Regions from separate parts of the Homo sapiens genome. Here region 2 is linked to region 1. A link is a contact called in ENCODE Hi-C or POLR2A ChIA-PET data. All regions are on one chromosome and are shown on one strand. Each heading gives the region's core, a stretch centred on a gene start or an enhancer-like site at or near the end of the contact. The rest is flanking DNA. Distances are from core to core; before and after follow the strand shown.

Region 1 (2,956 bases), core at 137-2,636:
TTAAAGAGGCACACCCCAAGACACCAGGCCTCAGTTCTGCCCTGGTGACTGGCTCAGGTTCCCTTGACAGACCCTGCCAAAGGAACGCTCCCCAGCTCTGGCACCCCCTTCTCCAACCTAAAGGCCAGCTCCGGCTAAGATAGTCCATCTGGCTGTGCCCCCAGTCCAACCCTTTCTGGGCCCTGGCCGGGCGGACTTCACTCACCTCTTCACAGGGCGATCCAGAAATCCTCATCCGAGAACATGGCCAGAGCCCGGGCCGCTCCCCGACCTCCAACCGCCAGAGCGATCACAGCCGCCCCCCGCACGGGGGGGCTTAGGGGGGCCAAGAACGGTAAATCCAGGTCGGAGTGGCCACCCTCCCCCCACAAAAAAACAGCAAGAAGCCAAAGAGGGGTTCTCTGCCTCAGGTTCCAGCAGTTTAGGTTTCCATGGACAGCCCCAGGGCGGCGAATCCCGAGCGGACACAAAGAGAGCACCGGTGGCTTTGATCTTGGGCGAGCAGGCTCCGCATCCGCGTCGCCGGGCGGCCTCTCAGTCCTAGGGCCCGGCCAGCGCCCCGGCCGCCCGCGCCGGGCTCGGGCGGAACGTCGAGGCTCTCCAGATGGAACGTCGAGGCGCCTCCCCAGCAGCCCGGAAGGAATGCCGCGCCGCCCCGCGCCTGGCCCGGATGGAACGTGAGACCCTCGCAGGAGCGCCGAGCCCCTCTCCCCGCCCCGGCCGGCGCCCGGGGCCGCGCGAGCTACGGCGACGCGGGGCCGGCGGGGCCGCGGGGCTGAACCTGACACACACCCAGCGCCGGGCTTCTCGACCCCGAGCGCTCACCCTCGGCGGCTTCGAGCCCCCCACCTTCTGCTCCCCCCGGGGAAGGGAGGAGGCTAGGTAGGCGAGGAAAAGGAAGGGGCGGGCGGTGCGAGCCCTCTGCCCGCTCCCCTCCGGCCGCTCCAGGCCCTGCGCTCGCCTCCCTTCCCCTCTGGCCTCGGGAGCTGCCCCGCCCCCGGCCTGGCCGGCTCTGGTCGGTGGCACCCCCTCGACCCCCGGCTGACTGTGATCGCAGGCGGCCTAGAGGTGCATGGCCCAACCCCGGCTCCCGGCACCGGGGGGTCAGGAAACTGAGCGGAAAGTGGGGAACGAGGCAGCCATTTGCAACCGGAGAGGAAAGTAGTGCAGCGCGGCGCCGCTCCGCCTCCCCCCCTCCGCCTCCTGTTCGGCCGGTAGGGTGGTTCCTGCGAAGGGGCTATTTCCTGGCCCAAGAGCTGGGCAGCGGTCGTGAAGATTCGTGAAGCCTTCGGCGCTAGATCCGGGGGGGCCTTTTGCCCGGGGCACCCCACTCGAGAGGGGGAGAAAGGAGAAGAGGCGGCCCTATTTTGTGTTGGAGCGGAGCGGCGGAGGGATCCCGCCCTCTCGGAGGAAAGGCTGTGACTCTGCAGTTCTACGCACACGCTGCGGGATCCTTCCGCTCCGGGTTAACCCCGACCGCGCCGGGCCGGCAGCAGGGCAGACACGTGGGAACGAAGCCCCCCTCCTCTCCGCCGCGGCCCTGGAGCCGCCTCATTTACCGCCCAGGCCGCGAAACTAGGACTCTGGCCGCTGTCTAATTCCATACCCTTGCAGTCGTTGGTCCCTGAAGTTCCAACTGCCCCTTGCTTTGGCCAGGGGCAGTCTTTCCCGGGAGGGGGATGGAAGAAGAGCCAGGAGATTGGCCGCTGCTCAGCATCCTGGGAACTGGAGTCCGCAAATGGAGAAAGTGAGGTACGGCGCCTGGCGCTGCAGAGGGTGGACTCTTGCCACGTTTGGGGACCCGAAGAAAACTGGACGAGTCCCTAGTCGTTCCTCCTGACTCCCAGTCCCCCGTGTGAGGAAGGACTGTCGGTGCCCACACAGTCACTATACACACCTCCCCATCGAAACATAAAGGTAGAGCCTCCCTTTTCAGGGTGCCCCCACTCCCACCTCCAGTCCTTCCAGATATTCAGTACCCGTGTCCCTTTTTTAGTAAACTGAGGTAGCCTCGCTGCTACCTGGCCGGAGTACTGTCCTGGACAAGATCGCAAAACATACTCTTTGCAGGCACCACCCCCCCACCATAAGTCTGGATGAGAAAACATTGGAATGCCTCTTCTGCATCAACGCACACATGGGGTGGACAAAAGGAGACAAATTAACTATGTCCAGATACTTTATATATTCTTAGTTATTCCTCGCCTTCATTATGAGTTACATGGAATTATCTCCATATTACAGATGAAGATTAAGGCTACAATAGGTAAAATTGCCCACAGAACTACATCTAGTGAGAAGTTGAGCCATTATTCAAACCAAAGGCCACGTTTTTCCTAGGATTACAAATAATTATACTACGTTTTTTTAAAAGAAGATGTGGAGAAAGAGGCAGGCAGATTCGATCCAATGCCAGCTTTGTGAGGAAAGGGTTTACGATGCTGTCCAAGAGAACTTTTTTTATTTTTTGAGACAGAGTCTCGCACTGTCGTCCGGGTTGGAGTTCAGTGGTGCGATCTCGGCTCACTGCAACCTCCGCCTCCCTGGTTCACGCGATTCTCCTGCCTCAGCCTCCCTAGTAGCCGGGATTACAGGCGCACACCACCAGACCCGGCTACTTTTTTGTATTTTTAGTAGAGACAGGGTTTCACTATGTTGGCCAGCCTGGTCTCGAACTCCTGACCTCGTGATCCGCTCGCCCTGGTCTCCCAAAGTACTGGGATTACAGGCATGCGCCACCGCGCCCGGTCCCAACAGAACTTTTCTACAGTGATGGAAATGGACTAAATCTACACTATCTAATATGGTAGCCATCAACCACATGCAGCTCTCGAGCACTTTGAAATGCAGGTGGTACAAGTAAGGAACTTTTTATTTTAATGAAATTAAATAGCCACATGTGAGGTGATGCTTTTATATTAGACAGTGCAGGAGACCTTAATCCCTACTGGTAAGA
Region 2 (2,700 bases), core at 36-2,535, 270 kb before region 1:
GGCTGAGACCAGAGTTTGGAACCAGCCAAGGCCAAGGCCCAGCCCTAAGGATGGCTCTGCCCACTGCCTTGCCAAGCCTTCCTGGCCACCTCCTGTCTATCCCATCCCCAGGGCCCATCTGCCCCTGCCCTCCTTGGCAAAAGGAGGCTCCAGGGGATTAAAAACGACTTCAGAAAGTTCATGGTAAGAGGCACTGCCCAGGCGGGGCCCAGCAGTGCCAGCACCACCCACCATACTCGGACATGGGCCTCAATTCTTCAATTCTGGGCCTTTCCAGATGTAGAGGAGCCTACCCAGGGCCTGTATCTGTCGGTCCAGTGCCCGCTGCCGCCTTCTCCCATCCCCAGTCCTCACTCTCCCTAAAGATTACAGAGGGCTCCCACATCACCCTTTACTATGCAACCCCCACCAGGTCCCTCCAGCTCACAGGGGTAATCTGGTAAGGAGAGGATATGGGCAAAGAGGCTCCCACGCCTGATTCCACCTCTAGCCTTTCAGTCGAGCCCCAGAGTCTGCTTTGAATAAAGTCAGCTCCCCTGCCCACCCTGCGGCAGGCCTTGGGGGATGTGGGGAGCCGACCCCACCCCTTTCATTCCCAAGGTTTTGGGTGAGGGGAAGGAGAGGGACTCCCGCAGACAGAGGGCATCCCTCCCTCTGCCCAGGCCGGTTCCTCTCCCCTAAATGGAATCTCCCCCAAACTCGGAGACACCCCACAGCCCCGCAGCAAAAAACTCAGGCCAGCCCCTCCCCCAGTACGTGCCAGATCCTCCTGGCCTCCGGGCCAGCCTGGAACTCGCCCCGTGGAGGGAGGCAGGCGGCGGGCGACGGGGGTGGCGAGCGCCGGACCTAGGAGTCCTCGATCCCACTGCCTCCATGACTTCCCTTTGCCAACCCCAACTCCCTCGGGCAACACTGCCGAGACGACCCGTCCAAGGCTTCGGCGCCCCCACCCACAAACTCTTGTCGAGAGCCGCTCGGGTGCGTTCCAATCCTGGCGCACCGGGAGCCCGAGCGGCCACTTCCCCTAGCCCTCAGCGCGCTCACCTGCCGGCCCGGCTCCGCGCCTGCCCTGGGCCCCCGCCCCGCCGCCCCCGCGGGCTCCGGCCGGCCGGCCGGCCGTCCCGCGGTCCTCCGAGCCCGCGCGTCCTGGCCGTCCCGCCCGCCGTCCGCCGTCCGCCGTCCGCCCGGCCCTCGCCCCCTCCCGAGCTGTCCAGCGCAGCCGCCCTCTACCCCGGATCCAGAAGTCCCCTCCCCGCTGGCTCCCGGACTCCCCGCCTTAAAGGCACAAGCTCCTTTTGTCTGGGCATCCCCCTCCCCCTCCCCAGAAGTGGGGGCCGAGTTGCCCACTCCCCTTCCTAGCAGCGGGGTAGGGGCGGAGGAGGCCAAATAATGGGACCCCTCCCTCCGCGCGCCCCCTCCTCTCCTCCGGCCGCTTCCTCCCCCAGTCCTGGGAAGACAAGCAGCTACTGTTCTGGGATCAAGACCCCGCGGGGAGGGGACCTCGCAGCCCGGTCCCCTTCCCTTCACCCCGGCCGCCTCCTCCGGCATTCCTCTCCCGCCCTCACCCCGGGGGTCCCCGAGCGCGCCCGCAAACCCACCCCTCACGGCTACATCCCCCGCCCCGCCCACCGAGGGTCGCCTTCCTTCCTGTCAGGGTCCCAGGGGTTGGGCCGGCGCCCCGCGCCCACTCTTCATCCCCAATTCCTCCCTGCCCCTGCCCCAGCCCCAGCCCCCACCTAGCCATTCCCGCCCTGCCTGTCACGGCCCTGCGCCCTCCCGCGGGAACTCAGTTTAATAATTAATTAAGCTCTCATTCCACAAGGCGCCAGGTGTGTGCGGCCTGCTTGCCCGCACACCACTTCTTTCCTCTTCCCCCCAGTCTCTGGGGCAGCGGCCCCGAGGCGAACCTCGGGGCCCAGTGGAGGGACCCAGGGAAGGGGCACTCTCCCTGCCGCCCCCACAACCCCCCGCCCTACTCTCTGGGAGCCCCTCCCCCGCACCTGCCAACTTGCAGCCTCACCCCCAGGCATCTTTTACCCAAAGGGCTGTGCTTCTCTGCTGGGGGTTGGAGGGGCTACTGGGGTGCATTGCTAAGTGCACGAACTGAGAAACTGGGTCTTTAGTTATTTCCAGCACGGAGCAGCTGCCCAAGTTACCTGGGAGATGGGAAAATCGTGTGAAAGCTGGTTAACCCTTTGAGGATTAGAGTAATGGTGGAAGCAGAAAGGAGAAGGAGTTTCACTCCAGGATGTACGTAGGTGAGTGTGACTTTAGAGGGGGTGCCATTCTGGAGCTGGGAAGAAGGCAGCCTGCCTGGCTTCCTTTTGAGGCCCCCTCTCCATTCCCTCAGTCAGACCTCTAGCTCCTCCTTCCAATTCAGCCCTTCCCCAAGCAGCCTATTCCCCACCCAAGATCCCAAGACCTAGGTATCTGAAGATGCTTCCTCCTCAGGACCAGCCCTCCCTGCAGTCCTGTCCTTCAAGACTCAAGTCTTGTCCACTCCAAATCACCACTGGGATTCCTAAGTCCAGGACAGAGCTTCAGGCAAGGAAAAGAAGAGTTGGGAAAGCCAGTTTCCAACATTTATCAGCCACGTGTACCTGCAAACTATATACCTTGGGTAAATCATCAATCTCTTGAAATGGGAATAAAACCATCTGCCTTGTCTTTCTTACAGGGTTTTCAGAATCAGATAGAGAA

Evidence for each region. A loop is a pair of places that touch in the nucleus more often than their neighbours do. ChIA-PET counts read pairs that join two places held with the same protein, here RNA polymerase II (POLR2A). Pooled maps may share reads with other maps.
Region 2: a loop to region 1 is called in a pooled map, with 3 times the contacts of the local background. The contact joins the promoter of ADCY6-DT here to the promoter of KMT2D in region 1. A Hi-C loop is called at or near these places in 1 of 50 pooled maps. POLR2A ChIA-PET finds 5 or more read pairs at or near these places in 3 of 52 experiments (OCI-LY7, activated B cell and activated CD4-positive, alpha-beta T cell).

The regions. Positions count from the first base shown.
Region 1 is chr12:49,059,408-49,062,363 of GRCh38, forward strand. KMT2D (lysine methyltransferase 2D) reads right to left here and starts at 1,387. Exons shown (of 55, transcript NM_003482.4): 1 at 206-1,387. RefSeq lists silencers at 79-373, 535-1,154 and an enhancer at 1,205-1,454.
Region 2 is chr12:48,787,862-48,790,561 of GRCh38, forward strand. ADCY6-DT (ADCY6 divergent transcript) reads left to right here and starts at 1,286. Exons shown (of 3, transcript NR_110019.1): 1 at 1,286-1,366; 2 at 2,124-2,258; 3 at 2,452-2,674. ADCY6 (adenylate cyclase 6) reads right to left here and starts at 1,228. Exons shown (of 22, transcript NM_015270.5): 1 at 1,045-1,228. RefSeq lists an enhancer at 1-175.